Linked DNA regions of Homo sapiens: region 2 is linked to region 1. Evidence: chromatin loops called from intact Hi-C (ENCODE). Cell type or tissue: K562. All regions are shown on one strand. Links, peaks and the distances in the headings refer to the core of each region. The heading gives the core; the rest is flanking DNA.

What was found. Peaks named below come from ENCODE experiments on the same cell type or tissue, not always from the same donor. Only the 100,000 strongest peaks of a DNase experiment are listed, where the experiment ranks them.
Region 2: a loop joins it to region 1, with 6 times the contacts of the local background. A loop is called at or near these places in 1 of 110 quality-filtered maps.

The regions. Positions count from the first base shown.
Region 1 is chr7:107,315,575-107,320,964 of GRCh38, reverse strand. The region is part of intron 11 of COG5 (component of oligomeric golgi complex 5); the gene reads left to right. Among named protein-coding and RNA genes, the nearest start is that of HBP1, 150 kb to the right of the region's middle. In K562, for the core only: no CTCF peak of the experiment used is centred there; DNase peaks (open chromatin) are centred at 844 and 2,254.
Region 2 is chr7:107,264,450-107,269,839 of GRCh38, reverse strand. All of the region lies in intron 14 of COG5 (component of oligomeric golgi complex 5), which reads left to right. Among named protein-coding and RNA genes, the nearest start is that of HBP1, 98 kb to the right of the region's middle. In K562, for the core only: no CTCF peak of the experiment used is centred there; no DNase peak of the experiment used is centred there.

The DNA of each region.
Region 1 (5,390 bases), core at 198-5,197:
TCATTACTGGGAGGTGGGGGTGTAGAAGAAGTCCTGTTTTAACTTTGTTTGGACTCAGTTTACTGGGAAGGAAAGGATGTCTGTACTTAACCAATCATGGTTTTCTGTTCACTGAGCTTCCAAAAACATCAGTGTGAAGTTTTTCTTAAGCATTATCATCTCCTTTCTCTCAGAGAGTCCTGTAATTATGGAGAGGGTCTCATTTTACAGTGTGACAGAGGGGACCTATATTTATACCTTTAATTATACCTCCCTCTGATCTCTCTTTCCGTACTTATCCTTTAAGATACTAGACAATGAAATAGATCTTCTTTTACTGACCAACCTAACCTGCAATTGCAACCAGTTTTAGACTTGGACAACCAGAAAGACACCCTTGATATGCATCATGACTTAGGCTGGTTGGGGTTTCCTTGTGCTGATTACTGAATCTTGAGATCTCTTAGTGTTGCTGATGTTTAGATAAAAATTCAATCGAACAAAACAAGATTATATTTCCTACCATTCACACTAAGAGGGGAACCAGGAGCATTGCCAGTTTTCCATGGATGTTTGAATGATCTATGGCATTTTGCATAGAAAAGATATTCTAAAAGGAAAATTGTCATTGCAGAGTTTTATGTAAACAGATATAAATCCCTGTTGTTGCTATTAAGCCATCGCTCACATAGTCTAACCTTTAGTTACACACTTTAAAAATATTTAAAATAGTATAAGTAATTATTCCAGCATAAGGTAGGTAAAATCAACATCTGTCTTCTACTATTTATATAACAAAACTTCACAGAGTCACCAATTTTTCAGTGTTGACACAATTTTTTATCTTGTCTATGCCGTCTTGCCACCTCATTCTCCTTATCTCTCATTTGTCTAGCCCTAAGCTTGCCTGCATGGGTCTTTTCCAACATGTCACACTCTACAACATCAGAGTGTTCACTCTTTTCTAAAGAATTATACTTTTCAGTTTTTTTTGTTGTTGTTGTTTTGTTTTTTGAAATGGAGTCTCACTGTGTTTCCCAGGCTGAAGTGCAGTGACTATTCACAGGCACAGTCATTGCACGCTACAGCCTTGAACTCCTGGCCTCCAGTGACCCTGCTGCCATGGCCTTCTGAGTAGCTGGGCCTACAAGAGCACTACCACACCCAGCAGGTGATGTTTTTTGAAACTGGAGAAAACCAGTTTCTTATCACTCAGTCACTCAGCATAATAAATTAGAGATTAGTTGTGTTGGATCCTAAATCACGTAAATTTTGAAAAGAAAGAAAAAAGGTCATTTAATGGACTTTTACTTCCCTACATGGAAAGGTAACTGCTACTTTAGATGTTCTCCCATTATAAACTAGAACAGTGAGTAAAATTTGTGAAACACCTGTTTTCAGACATTGGGCAACAGGCAATATAGAACTGTGATCTCAGATAAACCAAAACAAATTGAACGCTAAAATCACCGCAGCTTTCTACCTGGCAATTTCCAGACAGCTGCACACACAAAAAAATGGGAATCAATATATAGTCTGCCATTCTTACTGATTCCAGAACTCTTTAAAGGATTACAACAAAATCTGTCACTTAACAATATAGTATCACATATTCAGCATCCAATTAAAATGAGTGGACATGAGAAGAAGCAGGAAAATGAGACCATAACCAGTAGAAACAGAGAAGCTGAAGTATCAGTAGTATAAGCAGACTAGGAATTTTAAAACACTTCTTATAAATGTTATAAATGTGCTCAAATATTTTAAAAATAACATATAATGAGATAAATGGACAGTATCAAGAAGAATCAAATGGAACCTCCACATATGAAAAATATAGTATCTGAAATTAAATGCAGATTTAACCCTGAGAAGAAAAAAAAAAAAATCAGTGAACTAGAAGATACAGCCATAGACATAATTCAGAATGAAGGACCAAGATTTAAAAACAAACTTAAAAAATTATTAGAGTCTTAGGACCCATGGGACACATCAAGCAATCTAACATATGTGTAATTGGAGTTTCAGAGCCAAGAGAGGAAGGGAAAAAGAAAAAAGTTAGAAAAAAATAGTTGTTGAAAATATGTGAAACATTTTTGTTATGGACTAAATGTTTATGTGCCACCTCTTCCAATTCATACACTGAAGCCCTAACCCCCAGTGTAACTGTATTTGGAGATAGGGCGTTTATGGAAGCAATTAAGTTTAAATGAGGTCACAAGGGTGGGCCCTGATCTTATAGGATTACTGTCCTTATAAGAAGTGACGCGAGAGAGCTTACTCACTCTCTATGTACACAGGCACAAGGAAAGGTCATGAGAGCACTTAGCAAGAGGGAGGCCATCAGCAAGTCAGGAAGAGAAACTCAGCCCTACCAGAACCTTGATCTTAGACTTGTATGTAGCCTCCAGAACTGTGAGAAATAAATTTTTGCTGTTTAAGCCAAAAAATCAAAAACAAAAAATTATTTATGGCTGTAGTTGCAATGCATCTGTTGTCACATATTAATTTAAAATGTGCTTTATCACTCTAAAAAGTTTTTTAAAACCTTGGGGTGGCTATCATTTTATTTTCTTTCTTTAAATGAGTACATTTAATTTGTACTTTGAATATTTCGTCTCTCAATATGACAGGAATCTACAAAGAAAAAAGCCATTGGCGGCCAGGTGCTATGGCTCATGCCTGTAATCGCAGCACTTTGGGAGGCCAAGGTGGGCAGATCATAAGGTCAGGAGATTGAGACCATCCTGGCCAACATGGTGAAACCCTGTCTCTTCTAAAATACAAAAAATTAGCTGGGTGTGGTGGCACGCGTCTGTAGTCCCAGCTGCTCCGGAGGCTGAGGCAGGGGAATCACTTGAACCTGGAAGGTGGAGGTTGCAGTGAGCCGAGATGGCCCCACTGCACTCCAGCCTGGCAACAGAGCGAACCTCTGTATCAAAAAAAAGAAAGAAAGAAAGAAAGAAAAAAGCCATTAGCATACTTTAAAAATTTCAAGCCTTTAACCATTATATCTTCCGATATTGTTTATTATTTATTGTTTTAGAACATTTTTAGTAAAATCGTAGAAGGTAAACTAAGGAAATCACAGAAACAATAAGTAAGTTGAACTCCACAGAATAAGACCGGGATGGAAATGCCCTTGTCCGCTCATTCTAACATCTATGTTAATTCCGGGTTTTTGTTTGGTTGAATTTTCTTTCCATCAGACCTGATATTTTTCTACTTATTTGCATGTCTAATAATTTTTATTGGATATTAAACATGAACTTAACCTTGTTTGGGGCTGATTAATTTTGTCATCTCTAATACTGATAGTATCAGATACTTAAAGACAGTTTGATCCTTTTGAATATTGCTTTAAGATTTATTAGCAAATTCAAAGCAGTAATAATCTGCTATTTATTTCCCAGTTATGAGGCAACATTCTTCTTAATACCCTCAAATTATTACCCTGTGAATTATGAGGTTTTCCAGCCTGGCTTTAGAGAATAGGGATTATTCTCAATCTTATGTGAATGTAACAGGATGTTCCCTCTAAACCTTTTTCATAGTTTTCCCCCAAACTCTGGAAGTTTAATGCTGATCAGTGCTTTGCTGAATACTCAAAGGGAACCCTTTGCACATCTCTGGAATTCTCTGTCTATGCGCCTCTGTTCTCTCCGGTATTCTATTTTGTGAACTCTAGTTGTTTCTGTTTGGCTGTTCTGGGAGGGGATAGAAGGAAGGGTATTTTCCCTCTTTCCGTGCCATGGCCTGGAAAGTCCTTTAAGGTAATGAGCTGGGGCACTCATAGGGTTCATCTCATTTGTTTCCTGACTCTGAGGAATCACCGTCCTATGTTGCATGTTAAATGTCTTGAAAGCCATCTTTCATATATTGTGTATTTTTTGTTGTTTCAGATAGGTTGGTAAATCTGGTCCCTATCATATCATTGTGACCATAAGCAAAAGTTCCTCATTAAAATTTCAATGAGAAACTTTTGCTTATGGTCATGATGATTTAAATAGTGATTAAAATATTTAATGATTCAAATTTAAATAATGATTAAAAGTATATTTCAGAATATTATATGGGAGTGTGTGTGTACGTTTATTTAGTGATACTGCCATTTACTTGTCAGTGATTATCTGCTTTTCTTTCTTTTTTTTTCCTGAGACAGAGTCTCACTGTGTCCCCCCGGCTGGAGTGCAGTGGTGCATCTCCATTGACTGCAAGCTCCGCCTCCTGGGTTCACGCCATTCTCCTGCCTCAGCCTCCCGAGTAGCTGGGACTATAGCCGCCCGCCACCACGCCTGGCTAATTTTTTTTTTTTTTTTTTTTTTTTTGTATTTTTAGTAGAGACTGAGTTTCACTGTGTTAGCCAGAATGGTCTCAATCTCCAGACCTCGTGATCCGCCCGCCCTGGCCTCCCAAAGTGCCGGGATTACAGGCGAGAGCCACCACGCCCTGCCTGCTTTTCTTTTCTTAACCATTACAAACCTTCAGTATTCTCCACATGTCTTCCTTTATCTCCTGGGTCATTAGGACAATTAATGTCATTAAGAAATTTTTTCCTGTACCTTTCTTCCAAATAAGAGCCTTATTTCCTCCCTTTGAGCCTCAGAAGATAACTTAACTTCTTCTTCAAGGTCACCCATTTACCTGGTGCCCAGACCTACTCTGTTTATTTCTCTCTCCTAGCATCATCATTTATATTTCTCCTTTTTCTGTGTTGGATTTCTCCTTCTCTTTTAATTTCTTTTCCTCAGCTATAAACCTATTCATGTTGCTCCCATGTAATAAAAAATAAAACAAAACTAGAAAGTTCCTCTTTAGTTGCTGTTTACTCTCTCTCTTTTTATGTAAATTTCTCCAAAGAGTAGTTTGCATTTTTTGGTGTTCATTTTCATTCTGTTGATTTCTCAACTAGGTGTAATCTGGCTGTCTTCCATCATTCTATTGAAATTGTTCTCATTAAGGGAAGCAATGACCTACTTTTTAATTGCCAGCGTATGTTTTCAGTTCTTATCTTATGGGACCTATCTGTCTTGTATAGTGAAAGAAGCTAATGACAGGAAACATACAATATGTAGACAGAAAATCCCATTAATATTTCACCTTAGGAATAGCCTGCTACTTCTAATACCATAATTACTTTAATAACTTCCTTTGGGAGAACTCCAAAGTAAGTTGTTTATAAAGTACCTTCAATTTTTATAGCACATACAGTCCCTGAAGTGTACTGTAGTACTTCTTAGAATTATAGACAGGCAATATTAAGGAAGTGCAACCATCTGCAGAGTTGAGGATTACACACAATGTAACAGATTGTCTAAGTAAGTAATGTTTTGGCAAAGTATATCTAAAGGAAAATGTTCCTAGTTAGGAATATGTTCTTTCTGATTATACATGTTCATGCTTAGTTAAAA
Region 2 (5,390 bases), core at 326-5,325, 51 kb after region 1:
AGTAAGGGCTTTGGCCTTCACTCAGAATGAGAGGGAAGCTATTTAATGGTTGAATGCAGAAGGAGGAAATCTAATGCAAAAAGGAAGGATTAGAATGCAGGAAGTAATAATAAGTAATAATAAGCACAAAACATTGATAAACATATAGGTAAATCTAATCTTTAATTGCATAAAATAAGAAATAATAGTGACTAATATGGAACATAGAAGTAAGATGGAACTAAAATACAAGTCCACATTAAGGTATAAAATGAGGAAAGAGTGATGGATTTTAAAGCATTTTAAAATGCATGTCATTGTTCAGAAGGATTGTAAAGCCATAGATATATTCACTTAAATTGAATATAATTTTTTTTTTTTTTTTTGAGACGGAGTCTTGCTCTGTCGCCCAGGCTGGAGTGCAGTGGCACGATCTCGGCTCACTGCAAGCTCCACCTCCCAGGTTCATGCCATTCTCCTGCCTCAGCCTCCCGAGTAGCTGGGACTACAGGCGTCCGCCACCACACCCGGCTAATTTTTTGTATTTTTAGTAGAGACGGGGTATCACCGAGTTAGCCAGGATGGTCTCAATCTTGTGACCTCGTGATCCCCCCGCCTCGGCCTCCCAAAGTGCTGGGATTACAGGCGTGAGCCACCGCGCCAGGCCTAAATTGAATATAATATTAACAATTTAATTATGACTACTGAAAGAATAGAAATAGAATATATAACTTAGAATTAAGTTAATGGAAAAGGGTAAAAAAGGAAACTATCAGTTGAGTAAAAGGCTGAAAAATATACAGAAACAAAAGAAGCAAAAATTGAATCATGACAAATAAGGGAAAGTTTATAATAAGGTAGTAAAATAATTCCAACATATACATCACTGATCACAATAAATATAAATATACTAAACTGGCCACTGACATTTTTCAGTTTGCATAGAATCAATGGCTGAATTCAGCTTCGTGTGACATACCTAAAATATAAGGACAGATAAAGGATGAAAGTAAAGGAATGGAGAAAAAATATTTCAGGCAAATACTAATCAGAAGAATGCTGACATAACGATATTAACATTAGACAGAATAGACCTTAAGTCAAAAAACATTATTAGGGATTGTGAAGGTCACATATTGAGAAAAGGAACAATTTACAGGAAGGTAAAGAATTATGATACACCTTACAAGACAGCCTCAGACTAATAAAGCACAAGTGGATAGAATTATAGAGAGAAATGGACAAATCCACTATCAAAATGAGAGACTGTGGTGGGGAAGAGGGTCAGTCAAGCCACACTGGAATTATATCCTTTAAAACTACTTCTCTTGAGATGCTTTCTCAAACACTTATAGCCATTTATGGCAAACACAATCATAGAATGACGAATATAGTGCCATGTTTTGCAAACTGAATTCCTGCTTTCGATCAGGTAATGAACCTTTTTTCCTGGTTTTACATTATAAACATTAATATTAAAACGAATATACAGAAAGAACCTAATTAACTTGGAGTTCAGTAATACACTTTTTTATTATTAGGACTTTAGCTGAACTGAATATTATTGTTGGACTATATATAAAGAATTTCTTAGGCCAGGTGCAGTGGCTCACGCCTGTAATCCCTGCACTTTGGGAGGCCGAGGCAGGCGGATCACCTGAGTTCGGGAGTTTGAGACCAGCCTGACCAAGATGGAGAAACCCCGTCTGTGCTAAAACTACAAAATTAGCCAGGCGTGGTGGTGCATGCCTGTAATCTCAGCTACTAAGGAGGCTGAGGCAGGAGAATCGCTTGAACCTGGGAGGCAGAGGTTGCGGTGAGCCGAGATTGTGCCATTGCACTTCAGCCTGGGCAACAAGAGCGAAACTCCGTCTCAAAAAAACAACAAAAAGAATTTCTTACTACGAAAAGTAATAATGCATGTAAGATTATAGATTTAATTACATTTTTAAAATTATTTTTTAAAAATAGAGGTGGGGATCTCACTATGTTGTTCAGGCTGGTCTCGAACTCCTGGCCTCAAGTGATCCTCCCACCTCAACCTCCCAAAGTGCTGGGATTATAGGTGTAAGCCACCATGCCCGGCCCTTACCCCAGTTATTTTTTTTAAATTGTATTGATTAATTAGGGCTTAATACTAGGAAGCTGGGATTTTAGTTATTCTGTATCCCTCAAAGTAATAAACTGTCATTCTTTTTTGAAATTCTGTAGTTTGAAGTTTAGTTTGTACTATAATCAAATTACTATAAATCAAAGAAGCCTTATTCTGTACATTTCATGTAGATATGAAGGATTGTTTAAGTTGTTAATAAATTACTTACAGTATTCATTATTGGAAAGTGGGAAAAGCTCAGCATACCTGAAAGTGAACAGTTCTTTCTTTTTCAAATAATTAAAAATATGCAGACTTATGACTCTAAATTTAATTAACAAGGCCAGTGTTTAGGTCATGGGTAGATAGAAATTCTATCTGCTGTTCAAAAGCTTAAGATCCTTTCAGGAAAAATAAAAGCTCTTAGAGAGGATAATAGATTTGATTAGATGATTCATTCTTAGCAAATTGTGTTTGCGTTTCTTATCCCCTGTATTGCCAGGTGGAGATTTTGACAGGAGCATGGGTAATCTAGAGAAGGTTAATGAGAAAGTTAGGTTGAGAAAGGGGCTTTGTGTGGTAGGAATTGGTGGTATTTGAGCAACAGAGTTTTGAGTTACAAAGCTGTATTTTATTCCTGTGTGGTGTTCATGCTCATCTCTCATGCATAAACAAGACATGATTTTGTTTCTTACTTTTTGGTTATATATTAACTGTTCAAACTGGATCCCATCTCAAGCTGTCATCTCTTTAATAACAGATTTGTGTGAAGATTTAGCCTGATGTTAAGATACAACATTACCATTGAGTCTGTTCTGTGGTTCAATTATACCTGTCTTTATTTTGTAAATAGCTAGTAAAAAACCTCTTTTTAAAATTGTCAAATATTTGATAAATTTAACAGTCCAGGAGATAACTAAGAATGAAGAAGGCAATGAAATCATTCTCTGAACTGCTAGATTGATGTTACAGTGTCCATATACTAAAGCACACACACATAACTCATAGGAAAGTCTCCCGGCTTTAACATGGTTAGTCCTCTGGTTTCCCACTTCAAAGCAAGTTAGACCAAGATGAGGGAAGAGTATCAAAAAAAGATCAAAAAAGAGAAAGTTTACACCCTAGGAATAACTCGTATTCCTACGAGTTATTAAACAAGAAAGTTTACAACCTAGGAAGGACTCGTAAAATCACCAAAATTTAAAGAAGAATAGGAAACACCAAATATCAAAAGAGGTAGTAATCTAAGTTTGTTTAATGAATGAAGGGGAATGCAGCTATATATACCCTGCTAAGCTTGGATGAAGTCACTAAAAGCAGAGAAGAGATGTAACAGCATAAAAACACTGCTCAAACACTTGTGAACATTTACAATGGTTAACCTAAGTAGAATTTGCCTTCTTCAGGTACATGTTCTGTGTATCTTATTTATGAAACCAGAAAAGTATGGCATACGCTGTGAGAATATTTTCTTGAAAATATTTTCTGATAGTTTTAGCACTCAAGAAAATTAGTTTCATTTATTATCAAAATTTAGTTAGATTGATGTGCTGGGAAAGTGACAAATTCCTGTGTAAACCTACAGATTTGTCCTTTATTATACATTTTCAAAAACATACCCTAACCCTGGATTCCACATAAAGTATAATTTCTAATGTATTACAAACTCTCTCACACACACGTGTGTGTGTATTATTATTATTATTGTTGTTATTATTATTTGGAGACAGGGTCTGTCACCCAGGCTGGAGTGCAGTGATACAGTCACAGCTCACTGCAGCCTTGACCTCCTGGGGTCAAAAAATCCTGCCTCAGCCTCCTGAGGACCTGGGACCATAGGCAAGAACCACTATGCCCAGCTAATTTTTTCATTTTTTGTAGAGACAGGGTCTCACTATGTTGCTCAGGTTGGTCTCAAACTTCTGAGCTCAAGCGATCCTCCCACTTCAGCCTCCTAAAGTGCTGGGATTACAGGCGTGAGCCACCATGCCCAGCCTATACAAACTATATTTAGCCTGAAGGATCTTTGATAATTTAATTGTGAGCACATACATATTTAAACATATAATTTTACATTTTTATAGGATAATTGACAAGTTATAATAAACTAAGTGATATTTAATCATAAGTCTTACATTCCTTAATCTGAACCAGGTAATCTATGATAAAAGCATTTGAAAAATAAACATGAATAAAAATTAAGGCTGAGTGCAGTGGCTCACACCTGTAATCTTTGGAAGATCCCAAAGGTGACTTCTTGAGCCCAAGAGTTTGAGACCAGTGAGGGCAAAAAGTGGACCCTGTCTCTACAGAAAATTTAAAAATTAGCTGGCCATGGTGGTATATGCCTGTGGTCCCAGCTACTCGGGAAGCTGAGATGGGAGGATCACTTGATCAGGAGGTCGAGGCTGCAGTGAATCATGATCATGCCACTGCACTTCAGCCTGCGTGACAGAGGGAGACCCTGCCTCAAAAAATAAAATAAAAATTAATTATTTTTGTCTGTGTCACAGATCGGTAGATTAAAAAGTACCTTGATGAGATTATCTTTTCCCAAATCCTTCCTTTGGTCAAGTAAACAATAACCAAAGCAGTTTATCTTGTCGTATTATCTTAAATCTTTCAGAGATAGAGATTGCATCCTTTTAATGTTTATAATTTATGAAATTATATTGTATAACAATTTCTAAGTATATTCTACAAGTAAACCTTTTAGATACTTTATGGAATTCCACAGTGCCTTTTACTAGTGTTTTACTAATCTTCCTCTTTATGTAATGCTTCATACTATTTCTTTACATTTTTGCTTTTTTTTTCCAGTCTTTTTGTGAAAGCAAACTGCTGCATAGACATATCTGCTTTCTTTTTTTACAGTTCACAGTGTCACTTTAGCTCCTTTCATTGTTTGTTCCATCATGTGAATTGCCTAATAGACCCAACCATTCCCTTATTCTTAGACATGTAGGGTTTTATGATTTCTCAGTTTTATAAATATAATCTTTGTGTATAAACTTTTCTCTATTATTTTCTTATGATCCATTTTCTGGGGTTCGTTTTTGGTTTTTGTTGTTGTTTTGAGACAGGATCTGGATCTGTCGCTCGGGCTGGAGTACAGTGGTGTGATCTTAACTCACTGCAATCTCCACCTCTTGGGCTCACACCATCCTCACACCTTAGCCTCGCAAGTAGCTGGGACCTACAGGCGCGTACCACCACACCTGGCTAATTTTTGTATTTTTTGTAGAGATGGGGTTTTGCCATGTTACCCAGGCTGGTCTCAAACTCCTGGGCTCAAGCGATCCTCCTGCCTCAGTCTCCA